Linked DNA regions of Homo sapiens: region 1 is linked to region 2. A link is a loop called in an ENCODE intact Hi-C map of the cell type or tissue named here. Cell type or tissue: Caco-2. All regions are shown on one strand. Links, peaks and the distances in the headings refer to the core of each region. The heading gives the core; the rest is flanking DNA. Region 1 overlaps LINC00673 (long intergenic non-protein coding RNA 673). Region 2 overlaps LINC00673 (long intergenic non-protein coding RNA 673).

What was found. Peaks named below come from ENCODE experiments on the same cell type or tissue, not always from the same donor. Only the 100,000 strongest peaks of a DNase experiment are listed, where the experiment ranks them.
Region 1: a loop joins it to region 2, with 4 times the contacts of the local background. A loop is called at or near these places in 4 of 110 quality-filtered maps.

The regions. Positions count from the first base shown.
Region 1 is chr17:72,514,090-72,522,767 of GRCh38, reverse strand. The region is part of intron 1 of LINC00673 (long intergenic non-protein coding RNA 673); the gene reads left to right. Among named protein-coding and RNA genes, the nearest start is that of LINC00673, 74 kb to the left of the region's middle. RefSeq lists enhancers at 5,363-5,871, 6,834-7,023, 7,171-7,671. In Caco-2, for the core only: no CTCF peak of the experiment used is centred there; DNase peaks (open chromatin) are centred at 3,567 and 5,799; H3K4me3 peaks cover 410 bases.
Region 2 is chr17:72,460,970-72,469,647 of GRCh38, reverse strand. All of the region lies in intron 1 of LINC00673 (long intergenic non-protein coding RNA 673), which reads left to right. Among named protein-coding and RNA genes, the nearest start is that of LINC02003, 120 kb to the right of the region's middle. RefSeq lists enhancers at 876-1,553, 3,940-4,149. In Caco-2, for the core only: no CTCF peak of the experiment used is centred there; DNase peaks (open chromatin) are centred at 3,297 and 3,947; H3K4me3 peaks cover 479 bases.

The DNA.
Region 1 (8,678 bases), core at 510-8,509, 53 kb before region 2:
GCTCGGCCAAACCTGAAAACTTTTAAAATGAGGTTTCCATCCGTGAGAATGGGACCCCCAACCCATCCCCATCTCTTGTCCCACATAACAAAGTATGTGCTTATTTTATAGGCATTTACCCATCGAATAGCTTCTTTGAAAAGGCTTGCCTCCCAAATTCATCCCTCTATTCATCAGTTGCTTATTGACTCCTTTCCCTGTGCTGGGCCTTGAATTAAGGTCCTAATTCAGACATGAAATGCATGCTGATCAAACTTATTTGGGGGAAAAAGGAGGATTCTGTAAAATCATACCCACAAAAAAAAAAAAGGAAAAGAAAAAAAAAACCATTGAGTTTGATTCTTAACAACTTCATTGCTCCTGGATGAAGAGGGTCAATAAGCTATTGATACTCAGGACATGGTGGCGGTGATTGTGGGAGGGAGAATGGCTTTTGGTAGATCTGGTCTGGAGGTTCCTGCTTTCTGAGGAAGAGACTGCCTGAACCTAGACATTCCAAGTTCATTTTGTAGATGGCACTTTCCCTGCAGGACCAAAACTGCGACAGCCACAGGTATTTCCTAAACCACCAGTCCTGTATTAGGTGAGACTCACATGGTGGATAACCAACAGGTGGTCATAAAAGATGTACTTTTCAAGGCTGAGTGTGGTGGCTCATGCCTATAATCCCAGCACTTTGGGAGGCCAAGGTGGGAGGATCGCTTGAAGCCAAGAGTTCAAGACTAGCCTGGGCAACATAGTGACACGCCATCTCTTTTTTTTTTTTTCTTTTTCTTTTTTTTTGAGACAGAGCCTTGCTCTTGCTGCCCAGGCTGGAGTGCAGTGGCACAGTCTTGGCTCACTGCAACTTCCACCTCCTGGGTTCAAGTGATTCTGCTGCCTCAGCCTCCCAAGTAGCTGGGATTACAGGCGTGCACCACCATGCCCGGCTAATTTTGTATTTTTAGTAGAGATGGCATTTCACCATGTTGGCCAGGCTGGTCTCAAACTCCTGACCTCAGGTGATCCACCTGCCTTGGCCTCCCAAAGTTCTGGGATTACAGGTGCGAGCTACCGTGCCTGCCTAGACCCCATCTCTTAAAAAGAAAAAAAAAGATGCACTTTTCTGAGTAGGAACAATGATTGAATCCTGAAAGTAAAGAAGAAGGGCAGAGATTTATGTAGAGGAACCCTTTCGTGAGGTGATTTCTGGACTGGGTCAGTAGGATACAAACCTTATTGATGTGCTACTCATAGAATAAGAAGACCTGATGGGCCTCATAGTGTAGCTCAGAGAGTCCTGAATGAAGCTGTGGGGAGACCTGCCTCTTGTCGTCTTTCACCATGGCTGTCTGTACATCCAAGGCAATTCTCCAACCCCCTTGGGCCTCTGCTACCCCACTGGTGAAATGAAGGAGGTTGACCAGATGCCCCTGTGATTCCTTGCAGGGGCCTCAGTCCCACTTCTTGCTTTTGGCAGTGTTTGCCAGCTCAGCTCTTGGGTGTACCACCCCAGGCCTGTTGCTAGGTCCCTGGTACAAGCCTTTGGGACCAGTTTCAAGAGAGTGTTTAATACACAACCCTGCAGACTCTCACAGACCTTTCTGGGTAACACTTACTTCATTGCACTTTTAAAAATGAAAACGAAAGAAAATGCAGCTTAGCCGACTCACAGTAATCAGGGCTGACAGATGTCACTCAGAATTTTATTATTTAAAGCCACAATGATTTTCCAAATAACCTAAAAATATATAATCCAACCTCAAAATAGTGTCCTGTAACAGAGGCCAGGGAACCCTATAGGAAATGAAGTCAATATCTTGGCACCTCTTGCTTGCTGGTTCCGGGGCTTTGAACACTTTTATGTCCTCTGAGAAATACAGGAACATGGAACCATATCAAGTTGCTTAGTGAGGCCTCCAAGGTCTCAGAGAGCTGGGGGTGTCTCGGGTGCTTCTCCTGGGACCTAAGCCAGCGTGACACTTCTTCTGGTCCCAACAGCGTTTCCTCCTCATTCTATGAGAGCATGGGTGGAGATATAATAGCCTTCACGTATTTTAAAAATCAAGCATCTTCCTGTCAATAGGTTGTTCTGCTATATTCAGAAGATCACATTCTGAATCTGGCCACGTGGGTGTTAAAGATAGTTGCATAAGGAAGCTAAAGTTTATTGAGTAGATACTAACATCCAGACACTGTGCTAAACCCTCATTTATTCCTTATAATTATTTATTAAATACAGATGCTTCTCTACTAACAATGGGATCACGTCTTGATACCCATCATAAGATGAAAATATTGTAAGTCAAAAATGCAGTTAAGACACTGCTCTTACCAAACACTATAGCTTAGCCTAATGTACCTTAAACATTAGTAGAACACTTACTTTAGCCTACAGTTGGGCAAATCATGTAACACAAAGCCTGTTTTATAATAAAATCTTTTATTTTTTTTTTTGAGGCGGGGTTTCTCTCTTGTCATCCAGGTTGGAGTGCAATGGCACGATCTCAGCTCACTGCAACCTCCGTCTTCTGGGTTCAAGTGAGTCTCCTGCCTCAGCTTCCTGAGTAGCTGGGACTACAGGCATGCGCCACTATGCCCAGCTAATTTTTTTTATTTTTTTATTTTTTTATTTTTAGCAGAGACAGGGTTTCACCATTTTGGTCAGGCTTGTCTCGAACTCCTGACCTCAGGCGATCTGCCTGCCTCGGCCTCCCAAAGTGCTGGGATTACAGGTATGAACCACCTCCCGGCCTATAATAAAATCTTGAATATGTTATATGATTTATTGAATTTTTTTTAGTATCTTCAAAGTGAAAAACAGAATTGTTGTATGGGTACTTGAAGTGTGGTTTCGGCTGAATTTGTTTTGCTCTCACGCCATCATAAAGTAGGAAAATTGTATGTTGGGGACTATCTGCATTATTTATACTTATATCAATGACATTAACAGATAATTAATAGTGATGTATGAATTAAAGAAGCTTGTGAAATTTACTGCCCCATTTTACAGATGAGGAAGTTGAGGCCCCGAGAGACTAAGGAACTTGCCCAGTGTATGAGAGCTAAGAGATGGCAGAACACGTTGGGTTTGCATCTGGGTGGGTGGATAGGGGTTTGGGAGCTGGCATGAATTTCATTGCTGGCTAAAGATCCTGAGCCAGCAGTCCCCGGGCCAGCGGGTGGGACCAGCAAGGCTGTCTTCCTAGGACTGAGGATTGGAGAACTGGTCTGCCTCAACGTGGGAGGGAAGAGGGGACACTTTGCGCTTGGTGCCCATGCCCCACCCTTTCCGAGGAGCTGTCAGATGCTAGGCCCTGTGATCCCAGGTGGAGGCCCAGCAAGGTACCCGCTGCAAGTTATCTTTCCAGATCGGTCTCCAGGAAGCATCTCCGTGTGGCTTCCGAGCTGGGGGAGCTGCAGGCCGGGCTGCCAGCATCTGACTGGCTGTTATTTGGTTTTCTCTGACTAGATCTTTGTTTCTGTGAAACCCTTAGCTGCTGAGGCTCTCGTGCTGCAGCTTAATCGGCGCTGCATGGAGTGCTAGCCTGGTTAAGTAAACACCGTTGGAATATTACCTGTCTGTTAACCTGTCAAAATTGCTTTACAGCCCCCTTTTATCTTCCCCCCGACGGAATTTCCCCTGGAGTTTTCTGCCTCCTCTCTGGTTCCTTTCCTCGCCTGCCCTCCTTCTCCTGCAAAGCTTCCCCACCCCCGGAGTCATTAAATATTGTCAGAGTTCCGCCTCTTATGGCTGCCTTGTTTGCTCAGTTCAGATAAATTGTTGTTGACTCTGTGATGCAGACCAAGGGCACTGGGCTCCCAGCCCCAAGGAAGGAAGCATGAGGTCTGCCAGGTGGGAAGAGGCGAGGGGTCTGGGGGAGGATGCATGGGCGGGGGCCCTGCCTCCCTGGCTGCACCTCGCTCCCCCTGGTCGCCTCAGAAGGAGCCAGTGCTCTGTCCGGCCTCACCGTCTCGCAGGCCTTCTTCCTTCCCTGCTTGCCGGCACCACCCTCTCTCTAAACAATGAGTTTATGAATTTGAGGGTCTTAGGGGAACATCCAGTTCTAACCCTCACAGCCCTTAGAGGCTAAGCCCCGACTCCGTGTTTCGGTTTTAGGCTTGGACTGAATGAGTTCTAGGATTCTTTGGAGATTCCACCTTAAAAAAACTGTGGTAAAATACATATAACAATATAACATCATTTACCGTTTTAACCAACTTAAAGTATACGGTTCAGTGACATGAAAGCATTTACAGTGTTGTGCAACCATCACCACTATTTGTATTCAGAACTTTTTTCCAAGTCCTTTAAAAATCTTTATTGAATGAAAATTGGTATGCATAAATTGTACATTGTTTAATACACACATTTTGAAGAGTCTGGACGTATGCATACACCACCCCAAAAGGAAAGCCTGCGCTCATTAGGCGGTCATTTCTCCATTCTCCCTTCCCTCCAGCCCCTGCCAAACATTAGTCTACTTTCTGGCTCTATGGATTTGCCTATTCTGAATATTCTACATAAACAGAACCTCACAATATGTGGCCTTTCGTGTCTGGCTTCTTTCACAGAGCATAATAGCTTCAAGGTTCTGGAGATCCACTTTTGTCTTCTACTTAGAGGGTGGAGACTGATCTAAGGAACGGTGGGTGACCGCTGGAGACCTGTGGGGAGGTCTTAACTTATTTCTGGCAGTAGTTCCTTGTTCTTGGCAGCCTTGAGCCTCTGATCTCTCCAGCAGTGGCCTGGTACCTGGAGAATTTCTGCTGCATATTTGGGGAGGTCATTTTGACTTTCACTGAAACCGCCAGGCCCTCCCTCTTCCCTGGGCCTCTGCCACCTCCCTGATCCAGTCAGATGCTTCTGTCCTGCCATCTCTGGGTCAGAAATCTGACAACTCATGGAAACAGTTCATCTTTGGGCACTTGGGCTCAGCACACTGGGTAGAAAAGCCTCTCACTTTTAATCAGAGAGCCGGATGACAAAATTAGGGGTGTGTGTTTTGGGGTTAGCTGGGGGTTTGAGTCTCAGCTCTGCCATCACCTAGCTAGGTATCCTCAGTGCTCCCACCTATCAAATAGAAGTGGCCGTGCCCATCTTTTAGGACTATGATGATTGAATGCACTGATAACTTTAAGTTACTTTGTGTAGTGCCTGGTGTTTAGGATGTATACGGTAATTGGTGATTGTTAATGAAATCTAGGTTAAAAAGATAATCAGTGCAGTACCCCATCCTCCTACCACCCTATCAACGTTTGCCATTCTAGAGTTTTTAGCAACTTTTAGAAACCACACAGGGCTTTAGTGCATCTTGTCACTAGATGGATTTGCTAGTTTTCAGGATTCTAGAAGGCTCCAAACTCAGATCATGGTTTGGTCCGTGACAAGGAGAAAACCTTGGTTATATGCAAGACCGTAACAAAATTTCCCCATTTCTTTTCTTTTTTTCCTTTTTTTTTTTTTTGCCCCGCCATTTTTGGAATTTCTTATAGTCTAAGATGATTCTTACTATACTCATGTTTCCATCCCACCAAACCTTGAATCCATTGAGACTCAAATGGGCTCTAGAGAGCATGAAAGAGTTAACGTGTCCCTGAGTGCCCAGTTTCTTACAGGATTAGGGGAAAAGTGACTTTATTTTTATTTGCAGCCCGACTCAAGCTCAGTGTAATTCCACAAACTGTTGAATACCTTCTACGGGAGTTCACAGGCAGTCCGTGGGGATGGTCACAGGCACGTGATGTCAGGTTCTGTTTTTGGCTGTCTTGAGTGATTAGTGAGTTGCGTAACCTCTTTGTTCACCAGGTCCCTGTCTGGGAATCATTTGCCCTCAGCCTGTGTGTGTCCTGTGGGGCGAGAGGGGGAGTGCTCTGCTCACCACCCTGCACCCGCTGCCCGGCTCTGCTTCCCACTCTTGGCTGGTGCCCCGTGGGCCTTTCAGGCGATCTGGGCGGAAGTAGGTCAGGGACCTTCCAGCTGTGGGATCCCCAGTGGGGTGAGTCCGTTGCTTTGCTTGGCTGTTGGAGCTGAACCCACTTTTGTTTCCTAAAGGAGTAGCCTTTTAGTTTTAATTGAAAAAGCAAGCACCGTACTTCTGTCAAGCAAAAAGGTGTGAATTTCCTTCTTTTTTTTCCTCCCTGATATTATATGTGTATTTTTTTCTTTAGGAAGGGTGAGCCTGTGGATTTTCTTCCTAAAGTCAGTTTTATTGAGGAATAATTTACATACAGTAAAATTCATCCTTTTTTTAGTGTTCAGTGGACTCCATTTCTTTTTTCTTTTTTTTTTTTCTTTTGAGACAGGGCCTTGCTCTGTCATCTAGACTGGAGTACGGTGGTGCCATCAGAGCTCACTGCAGCCTTGATCACCCAGGCTTAAGCTATCCTCCTGCCTCAACCTCCCGAGTAGCTGAGACCACAGGCATGTACTACCATGCCTAGCTAGTTTTTCCATTTTTTATTTTTTGTAGAGACGGAGGTCTCACTGTATTGCCCACGGTGGTCTTGACCTCTTGGCCTCAAGTGATCCTCCCATCTCGGCCTCCCAAAGTGCTGGGTTTACAGGCATGAGCCACTGTGCCTGGCTAGGATTTCAGTTTTTAATGCAAGGCTGTCTTCCTAAAATATCCCCATAATCAGATTTGGAGTGCTGTGGCTTCATCTAGGCATGCAGAGTTGAGTACCTGAGAAGGCAGTGCTTGATGTATGGTCCTTGAGATGAAATGGATTCAGGCATACTAAGAAAGTGGTACAAGGGAGACACATTAAAATGAGTTTTTACCCTTTCATTGTGAGAGTTGAATGACAATTGCTAGACATTTGCCTATGTAGTTTTAGAAAGATTCTAACTGGAGCAGCGCTTGGCTGGAGGAGGTCAATTGTATGTCTGCGGAAAGGGTTCAGACAGACTTGTCATCATTTCCTGGCGCTGACCCTGGCTCTTACCTGGAAAGCCCCTAAACCACCCACCCCAGGGATCCACGGTGCAGGGAAGGTGGTCATGCAGAAAACAACCTCTAGCGAGTTGCTCGGCTGAGGCCCTCTGTAGGTGACCTTGTCTTGCCTCCAAAAGACTGGACCTCCTTTTCTTCTTCAGTGGTAAAAGGAGTTTCTTGGTGCCACCGTGGGCTCTGGGCAGAGACTGTGCCTTCCTCCCTTTTGTGTCTGAGTCGCCCCGCATGCTTTGGCGCAGGGAGTTTGGGCCAGAGCGATCTCCAGCCCCTTCCAGTTCACTGGCTCTGTGATAAGGTTCCTGGGGATTTTGTGTCATGTTGCTTGGAAACCAGATGGAAATAGGCCAATTACCATTGAAGTGGGGCGGCTCCTGAATGTTCCAGGACCAGGAGATTTGAGCTAGGCTTGGGACCTTCTCTTTGCTGGGTCTCTCCCTGGTCCTGCCTCCTAAGAAAGAGAAAACAAGCAAATACTCTGTCTACATTCAGATACGATGCCTTACATGAGAGTAAGAGAGCAGGAGGAAACTGCTCAGCTGCCTCATTTTCCTCCTGGGGTGGAGGTGGATGATTGTCTTGCCTTCAATCTTTAAGAGGCTGAAGCCAGCCTCTGACCACCTTGGGCATGATGGCTGGACCCGCAATGTGCCTGTCAGTAGAAGGAAGGGAGATTTCGAAGGCTGGAGAGGACAGCTTTGTCTCTTCGCAGCAGCCTGTGGGCTCCCAGCCATATCCTGGCTGAGCGATAGCACATCCAGCTTGCTTGGGGCCAGGGCTGAATCACCATGAATCCCCCACAGCTTGGCAGTGGCTGCTTAAAGAGACCCAGGGCTGAAATAACAGGGGAGGTTAGAGGCTCTCGCTGGAATCAGGCTAAATGAGAGAATGGCAAAGATGAGGGAATCTATCAGAATCTACTGAGATTCAGGGATAGGCCGGGCCTGTCTGCAGGGGAAGAGATGGGTGTGGGCATTGGAGCATTGCTACAGGAAGCCCAGGGGCCAGCTCTGTGGGCTTAAGCTCGATGCCTTCATTCCAAGGGGCCCTTCTACTAACACAATTTAACATGATTGAGAGTTTTCACTTTGCTAAAGTCCTTAAAGACCTTGCCACATTTAAGCCTACCCACTGTCACATATATATTGGCCCATTTTACAGATGAGAAAGCGAGGCGTAGAAGGATTAAGTAACTACCCAAAGTCAAGAGCAGATGGATTATTTCTCCCTCAGGTTGTGTCGCTACCTTTTTAGGCCAATCCTTTGTTAGCTTGCTTGCACAATGGGATTCCTAAGCCTGGAGGAAGCTACCTCTATCTGCAGTCACAGCTCATTGCTGTGTGTGCTTGATTAATGTTGGTCCTGTGTTAGTCTATTATCATAGTGCTATGAAGAAATACCCGAGACTGGGTAATTTATCAAGATAAAGAGGTTTCATGGACTCACAATTCCACATGGCTGGGGAGGCCTCACAATCATGGCGGAAGGAAAAGGAGAAGCAAAGGCGCCTCTTACATGGTGGCAGGCAAGAGAGTGTGTGCAGGGGAACTGCCCTTTATAAAACCATCAGATCTCGTGAGACTTATTTACTGTCATGGGAATAGCATAGGAAAAACCTGCCCCCATGATTCAATTACCTCCCACCAGGTCCCTCCCATGACATGTAGGGACTATGGGAGCTACAATTCAAGATGAGATTTGGGTGGGGACACAGCCAAACCATATCAGGTCTCCTTCCACTGGACT
Region 2 (8,678 bases), core at 409-8,408:
CTTGACTGTCTCCCCTGTGCTAAGATCTGGGTGCAGTGAATAAGCTGAGATGGAGGACACAGGAGGGGTTCTGGTGAGTTCCTGGAATCGCCTGAGTCTTTTGCTTGGGAAAACGTCTACTTGACCTCTAGAGATGGGGATTTGAGGTGAGGCGGAGAGGCCAGGGGTGGTGCTTTGTTTATTTAAACAGTGGTGACCGGGTTCCTACTGCACATCACATAATACCAGGTTGTGGGGATAAATGCAGGCATGGAGTCTTGCTGATCAGACATGTGTGAGATAAGCATATGAAGAAATTACAGGACAGTGTCAGCAGTGCTGCAAGACAGGTAGGAGCAAAGGGTGGAGCTGGACCCAGGGTTGGCCAAAATCTTTGTGCCAAGGGACTGGGGGTGTGTATCCACACCCAGCAAAAGATGGAGTCATGGGATGGGTCCATAGTGGGAGAGCTGGGAGACTAAGGAGAGATGGATTCCTGGAGAACACTGCAGTGTTTAGGTGCGTGGAGGCCAGTGGGGATCAGGGGACATGGGAAGCACAGTGGGACTGGGGAAGGAAGCCAGGAGTGTGCAGCATGGCGCAAAAGGGGAGGAGGGAAAGAGTTTTACAAAGAGGATGAGGACTGATCATAATCATGAATATTCATAACAAACTGGTTGACTGCACACTGTGTACCATTCAGTCTTCAAATGCATTCTATGCATTGCTTATTTTAGTTCGGAAGACAGCAATAGTAGGCATTATTTTTTATACCATCTTGCCACACCCAGAGTGGCAAGAAGAGGTGGTCGCTGGCTTCTGAGGTCAATGTTTCTTGCACTTTGGAGACTCATAGTCCAAAGAGTTCCTTTCTGATCTGGGTGGAGGTCATCAGTGCTGGCTGAAGTAGAACCAAAGCAAGCAAGCACCCCTTCTGAGAGTCTTGAATTGAATTGCACCTACCCTTTTCCACCCGGCCTCCCCAGGCCTTCCCACACAAACAGGGAGAGGTAGGGGAGAACGCTGTGTTAAAAATGTACTGTCTGTTTAGTTAGAGGACTTGGACTGTTCAGACAAGCCCTGTTCGCCCTGGCATTTCTCACTGTCGGAAAGGTGACTTGGTCTCTCTGCCTTTGGTCTCAGTGGGAGGAGGCGGGGAGGTGGAGTCCTGCAGGTGTGGTCGCCGGCCAGGGTTTTATATGTTTTGCTGCTGAGGAGAGAAAGCACACACAGTTCAGGGCTAATGACAGGGCACCGCAGGTAGGAACATGACTGAGCCCTACAGCTTGCACATGTGTGGTTGGGCAAAAGACAATTGCAGATGTTCCTGGAATTCCCAAACCGGATACAAAATCGCTAGCAGGATGCAGAGAAAGAGGAATGAGCCAAGTGTTTTACATAATGAGAAGCTTGCCTCCCGCCTGGTCTCTCTCTCTCTCTCTCTCTCTCCCTCCCTCTCTCTCCCTCTCCCTCTCCCTCTCTCTCTCTCCCTCTCTCCCTCCCTCTCAGTGCCGTGGCGGGTCGGGCCTCCTTTTCCTGAAATCCCAAGGATTAGGAAACCAGTGTGCGTGTCTGGAGGGCGGAGGGCGGCTCCAGCAGACGGCCTTGTCTTGCTTTGGTCGGTTTATATCCAGGATCCGTGCCTTTCCACCGGGTGTGGTGGGCCCAGAGGCAGCCAAGGAGTGTGCTCTTCTGTCCAGATGAGCCTTGGTGCCCAGAATGGAAAAGAAATCAGGCATCGGGCCTAAGAGGAACTGAAAGCAGCCACCCAACTCTTTCCCAGGGCCCTCATTTTGAATAGAATTCTCTCTGGGTGGCAGCAGACTCAGCTCTGGGACATTTTGCCTCCAGCCTGGACCTTGGAGGCTGACAGTGGGGAGGGCTGGGCCTAGAGGAAGAGCAGAAATGGGGAATATTTGGAAGCGGAGGCTGCTGGACGCAGAGACCTCCTGTTGGGGGTAGTACGTGGAGACAGAACCCTGCTTCTGGGCATCCTGGGGTAGTACTCACAGGGGCAGGGGGCCCAGGCATCTGCCAGAGCCAAAAATAATGAGCCAAGGCTCACATCCCTGCAGTTGGCTTCTCAATCACCGTTCAGTACCTTCTATGACCCCCAGTACAAGGTGGCCCTTAACCATTTGTCAAATGCATCCACTCTCCTCCCTCTCCCCAGTTCTAAAGGGTTCTTGGAGTCCATCTGAGCTGTGTTTCACTTGAGCGAAATGTTTAGGAGTTGGGCAGGAAGACTACTCCTTCATGGTAGCCTTGATGGAAGGTTTTTCTGAACAAGTGATATAAATCCCATGGGGTGGCTCCCCAGACACCTCCTTCTCATCACCTCCTTAACATACAGGAATCTGTGTTTTTAAGGATGCTGAACCCGTGCATCCCGTATCTCTGTCTGGAATTGCACTTCAGGTTCCAATCCTTGCTGCAGTGAACCTGGTGAGTTAATTTTCTTCTCATCAGTTTCAGTGACTACCTCCACAAAACACAGAGAAAATATTTACCTGTCTCATATGTTAATATGAGGATGAAAAGCCGTTTTTCCATGTCAAGTTCTTTCATGGAACAAGTGCTCAATACATGGGAGCTATTATCACGATTATCATATTCTTTTCAAAAGAAAGAGCTCTCTCAGGGTTTCCATTTAAATATTTGATTCTAGACCAGGAGTTGGCTAACTACAGTCTGTGGGCCAAGACCGGCCTGCCACCTGTTTTTGTACAGCTCGTGAGCTAAGAATCCTTTCCACATTAAAAGTTAAAATCAAAAAAAGGAATATTTTGTGACATGTGAAAATTATATGAAATGTAAATTTCCAAGTCTATGAATAAAGTTTTATTGAGACTCAGCTATACCTGTTCATTTGCTTATTGTCTATGGGTGCTTCATGCTACAATGGCAGAGTTGAGTAGCTCCGATGGAGATGTCATGGCCCACAAAGTTGAAAATGTTTACTCTGTGGTCCTTTACAGAAAAAGCTTGCCAGTCCCTATTCTAGATGACTGATTATTAAACAGGGAGTGTAGGAGTAGGTACCTAGTACAAAAATTGCTGGGCTTAATGCTGATTGGAATAGAGTTCACTAACAGTTGGAAAAGAAGAAAATGCAAGTATCTTTGGTATTTTAAAATAACAGAAGTAAAAAGGAAACAGGGACTGAGTTTTTGAGAATCCTGTACTGTTGATGATGTCACTTTTTCAGAAGTAATCTCTAAGTTTCAGTACACAGGCTGTAGGTATTTGCAGAGGGTGTGTGTTCTAAGATTCCCTTAAGCAGGGAACTCCCTAGGCTGTTGAATGGGTCAGGGTGGGGGTTGACAGTGGGGAGTGGAAGGGGGAGGCTTGACTCATGTCCACCCTCCTCATCCCTCTGCCTTTCCACAAGTGGGAGCTGCCTGTAGAAACAGAGCATTGCTTAAGAAGCTCAAGTTTTATTTCACCTGTTGGGTGTATTTGTCTGTTTATACTCTGCCTCATTCCACTTTCTTCTAGAAAGGATTTAAGGCAGCCAGGACCCTTCAGTGTCAAAAATCCCAGATCCTAGAAGAAGCAATGCCTAGGGGCTGTGTTTGAGGGGAGTACGCAGAGTGAGGTGTCACTGATGATTTCAAAGAGGTGACCCTGGAGCTGAACTGTTTTTCAACGAAGGGAACATTCTTTTCTTGCCTTTATCTCTCTGTCCCCTGTCACCCCGATCTCTGCTCCCACTCCCAACTCCTCAAAGGGCAAATTGTGTTGCCTTGGGTCTCATGGAGGAGAGAAGGCAGGGACAGAGAAGAGTCTGCCCGAAGCAAATGCCAATCCTTGCAGAGTGCCGAGCGAGCTGGGAGCAGCGGTGAGCTGGGTTGAGGGGCAGCCATAGGAACAAGCGCAGGGAGAAGGCTGAGTAATGGACGGGAGGCACAGTGGGTGACAGGGCTGAGAGCACAATTTATGAGTCACCCCGAGCAGCTGCTCTTTGCCCCAGGGGAGCAACTCACACATTCCCAAGGGAGCCAGTGCCTGGGAGACGTGACGTCGTTGTCACTGGGAGAGGAGTTTCAACCATGTGTGGCTTCGGAGGAGCTTGTTCCCATGGGTAACACCCAAGATTCTCAGGATGCAAAATCCCAGCCAAAAGGAGATGGGGCTCTAAGACTTCTTGTGCATGCTTGTATGTATGTATGTATGTGTGTGCAGGTGTGCATATGTGTGTGTGTGCATGTGTGTGAAAGAATGTGTCTCCTCCATGCTGAGACCTCATTATTAACTGCTGATCTGTGCATCCAGGGTGGTAAGAACTTTCATCGTTCATGGAGGAGGTGGTGGCTCTGTGACTAATAGCCCGCCAGTCCGTAGCCATCCCAACATTTTTCTCAAGGATGCTCCCTCCACAAAATCCTGCTCCAAACCCATGATTTGCATGAAACATTCCCTGTTCAACCACGACGGCTCCTCATCTGGCATGTACATTTGGATCATGGTTAGAGGGGGCTGGCCACCTCTGATTGAATTCAGAAAGCCAGCCCGGTGCCGCCCACTGACTCTCTCCCAGGCATCAGCCTTAAAGTTCTGGCAGCTATTCCCAGCTAAATGGGTGCATCAGGCCTTCTTACTGCATAGATAGTTAATAGGGGAAGGAAGAGAGCTCACTCACAGCCTCTCACTGCTGCAGTTTGTTTTATAAACCTGATAGGCACACAGCAAACCCAATGACCAGATACAATGGAAGCAGCCTTTCCTTTTGCACTGTCACCAGCCGTGGCTTTATAAAACCGTTGTTTTTCCTTACCTGGGAAGCCCTTGGGCTGTCCCTTACTTCCTTGATAAGCCAGGCAAGGACATGACAACCTTTAAAATATTGTATCTCTGTGGATAACTGAGCCCAAGAAGAGGAAGGATCTAGTGTATGCCTCCTTAACAATGAAATGAAAAACACAGGGAGCCAAAACCAAGTTTAAATGAGGGTCAGTGGATAACGCATGAACTGGGAACACAATTTGGTTGGGGAAGCTTGTCTATCCGTGGTGTTTTCTGGATAGCTGTTTTCCAGCACACACAAGTATACAACACTTATTTAAAACAGGCCAAGTGCGGTGGCTTACACCTATAACCCCAGCGCTTCGGGAGGCCGAGGCGGGAGGATCACTTGAGCCCAGAAGTTCAAGACCAGCCTGGGCAATGTAGTGAGACCTCATCTCTACAACAAATTTGAAAATTAGCTGGATGTGGTGGCACACACCTGTGGTCCCAGGCACTTGGGAGGCTGAGGCAGGAGGATTGCTTGAGCCCTGAAGGTCAAGGCTGCAGTGAGCCATGACTGTGCCACTGCACTCCAGCCTGGGAAACAGAGGAAAACCCTGTCTCAAAGAAATAATAAAAGAAAAGAAATAAAACAGACTTCCCCAAGAATAGTAAACCACAGTTACAAGTTCATATTTGTAAGTTTATTGTTTTATTGAATCTATTTTTTGGGGTGGATACTTGTTGATAGTCCCTGTGGGTACCTGGGATGTTCCTCCTAGCATAGACGGCAAAAATTTCCAGTGAATTCCTCATTTCCTCCTGTTTCTTTGTGAATGCCCGTAGCTTTAAGGGCCTCTCACCTCCTCAGAGGCAGAGGAGGTTTGTGGACTGGGTGCTAAGCTAATACCCAGGAACTGAATTTTGTTTTGTTTGCTCCACCCACTCTTGGGTAGAGGTGCCGATAGGATGGCCACACTGTGGCCACAGCAAACAGAAATGACCAGCACTACCCAGATAGGAAGCACACGTGCCCAGCTGATCCTTCGGTCCTGGGGAGCTACCTGAATCTCATGGGAAACCCACTTTCCTTTTTCCCCACCACAGACTTGGCTTTCTGCTTCCTTTCTGCTCTGCTCTTTCTGAAAATGCAAATGTGTGTTGGGCAGATCTCCTATGCAGGGAGATTGGCAGAGCCCCTAGGGACACTTGACTGACCAAGGCTTCTTCGTGGAGAGCTGTTTTCTGGTTTATTCTGTCTTGTGATCGATAGGAAACACTGGCCAGGCTTCTTATTTTCCAAGGCTGCTGCTTTCTGACAGGCTTTAAGGGATTAAGGGTTGAATACAGGTGGGTTTCTTCCCCCTCCTGACTCTGTCACCTGGACATTGCCATGGCAATAATCCTCCCTGAAACAAAAATAAAGGGCAGAACCGGTTGGACAGAAAGTGTAGCCGAAAAGTCTTCCAGGGACACTGAGAGTTGAGGGACTTTGAGGCCGCATGGGGCTCCATAGAGCAGCAATCCCCAACCTTTTTGGCACCAGGGACTGGTTTTCTGGAAGATAATTTTTCCGTGGATGTGGTGGGGTGGGGTGGGGTGGGGGTAGTTTCTGGATGATTCAAGCACATTACACTTATTGTGTACTTTATTTCTATTATTATTACATTGTAATATGAAATAATTATACAATTCACCATAACATAGAATCTGTGGGAGCCCTGAGCTTGTTTTCCTACAACTAGACAGTCCCATCTGGGGGCGATGGGAGACAGTGACAGATCATCAGGCATTAGATTCTCATAAGGAATGCACAACCTACATTCCTCACATGTGCAGTTCACAATAGGGTTCTCGCTCCTATAAGAATTTGATGCCATCACTGATCTTACAGGAGGTGGAGCTCAGGTGGTAATGTGAGCAATGGGGAGCGGCTGTCAATACAAATGACACTTTGCTCACTCACCCACCACTCACCTCCTGCTGTGCAGCCTGGTTCTTAACAGGCCATGGAGCAGTAATGCGTCCATGGCCTGGGGGTTAGGAACCCCTGCTATAGATCATGTCCACAAGAGCAAGGAGGTAAAAAAAAAAATGAGTGGCCTTGGTGTTAGGGAACACTATACATCAAAGTGCCATCAACTTGTGCTTTAGAGAAAAGCTGCAGTTTGGTTCCTTCACAGATGAGGTGGAATGATTTTCTTTCTGCAGCCAGCAATCCTGTCTGGTCTCCCTCCACCCATGGAGGGTTCAGAGCAGTAGCTCCATAATCTGTCACTGGAGTTTAGCTGGTTTGTGATTCACGAGGAGGAGAGGGAGGCTGGGGATTATAATCTGTTCTGCAAAATCTTGTGGGCTGTGCAATGGTTGAGGTTTTTGGCTGCTTGAAAAGCCCTGAGGTTTTTTAGGAAGGCAGATTTTACTATGTCAGCACTGAAAGATTGGTTTTGGAATTTAGGGAGGAAAAACCCACAATAGCTAGAAGAAGAGAGGTGAATATTATTCTCTGCTAAAAAGAAAAAATTCTTTTATCAGTCTCCTGGAGAGAAGTGGGACTGGCTTTTGGTGGTTACAGGGTGGGCTGTCAGGAGTCACTTTTCTTCACTTCTCTCTCTCTCTCTTTTTTTTTTTTCTCTCTTTTAAAGTCCTCTGTGGAATGTTTGGAAAAGATTGGCAGATTCTAAAAGAAAATGCTGTTGGCTCCTGGAATTGTCTCAGTGGCAGCACAGAGTGATGACCCTCTGGGACTTGGTACCAACAGGCATCTCACTGCCCTGTTTCACTGGAGAGAGAAGGACAGAAAGGGAAAGAGAGAGGAAGGGAAGGGGTGAAGAGGGGAAGGGAGGGAAGGGAAGAAGGGAAGGGAGAGGAAGGAAGGAAGGAAAGATAGATTGAGATCTGCATGGGGTAGTTTTGCATGCAGCCTCCCTTGGGGCAGGGAGGTGGTTTGGCAACCTGGCTGACCTTTCCAGGACTTCTCTAGCCCTGAAAGACGAGGCACACACATTGTTGGGTGACGTGTACAGATGAACGTGGCAGCTGCTCGTCCATTCACCCAACAGATATTCACTGAGTGCCTACTAAGTGCTGGGCGCTAGTGACCAACAAAACAGAAAAAAACCTTTGCTCTCCCTCACTAGAGTGAAGACAGACTCTAAGCTGATAGACAAATTGATCTGGAAGTGATAAATGCTGTGGAATAAAAGAGAGGGGTGAGGGATAAAGAGTGATGGAGGGCACAGTTAAGAGTGTGGCCGGGGATGGGCGCGGTGGCTCACGCCTGTAATCCCAGCACTTTGGGAGGCCGAAGCAGATAGATCATCTGAGGTCAGGAGTTCGAGACCAGCCTGACTGACATGAAGAAACCCCGTCTCTACTAAAAATGCAAAATTAGCCAGGCGTGGTGGCGCATGCCTGTAATCCCAGCTACTCGGGAGGCTGAGGCAGGAGAATCTCTTGAACCTGGGAGGCAGAGGTTGTGGTGAGCCAAGATCGCACAACTGCAGTCCAGCCTGGGCAACAAGAGCCAAACTCTGTCTCAAGAAAAAAAAAAAAAAAAAAAAGAGTGTGGCCAGGCTGGGCACGGTGAATCACGCCTGTAATCTTAGCACTTTGGGAGGCAAGGAGGGTAGATCGCTTGAGCTCAGGAATTTGAGACTAGCTTGGGAAACATGGTGAAACCCTTTCTTTGCAAAAAATACAAAAATTAGCCAGGCACGGTGGTGCATGCCTGTAGTCTCGGCTACTTGGGAGGCTGAGGTGGGAGGATCATCTGAGCCCGGGGAGGTTGAAGCTGCAGTGAGCTATGATTGCACCACTGCACTCCAGCCTGGGTAACAGAGTGAGACCCTGCCTCAAAAAAAAAAGAAAAAGAAAGAGTGTGGCCAAGAAAGGTTTTCTCAGGAGATAACATTTGAACAGAGACTGGGCAGATACTTGGGAGAAGAATGTTCTAGACCAGTGGTCAGCAG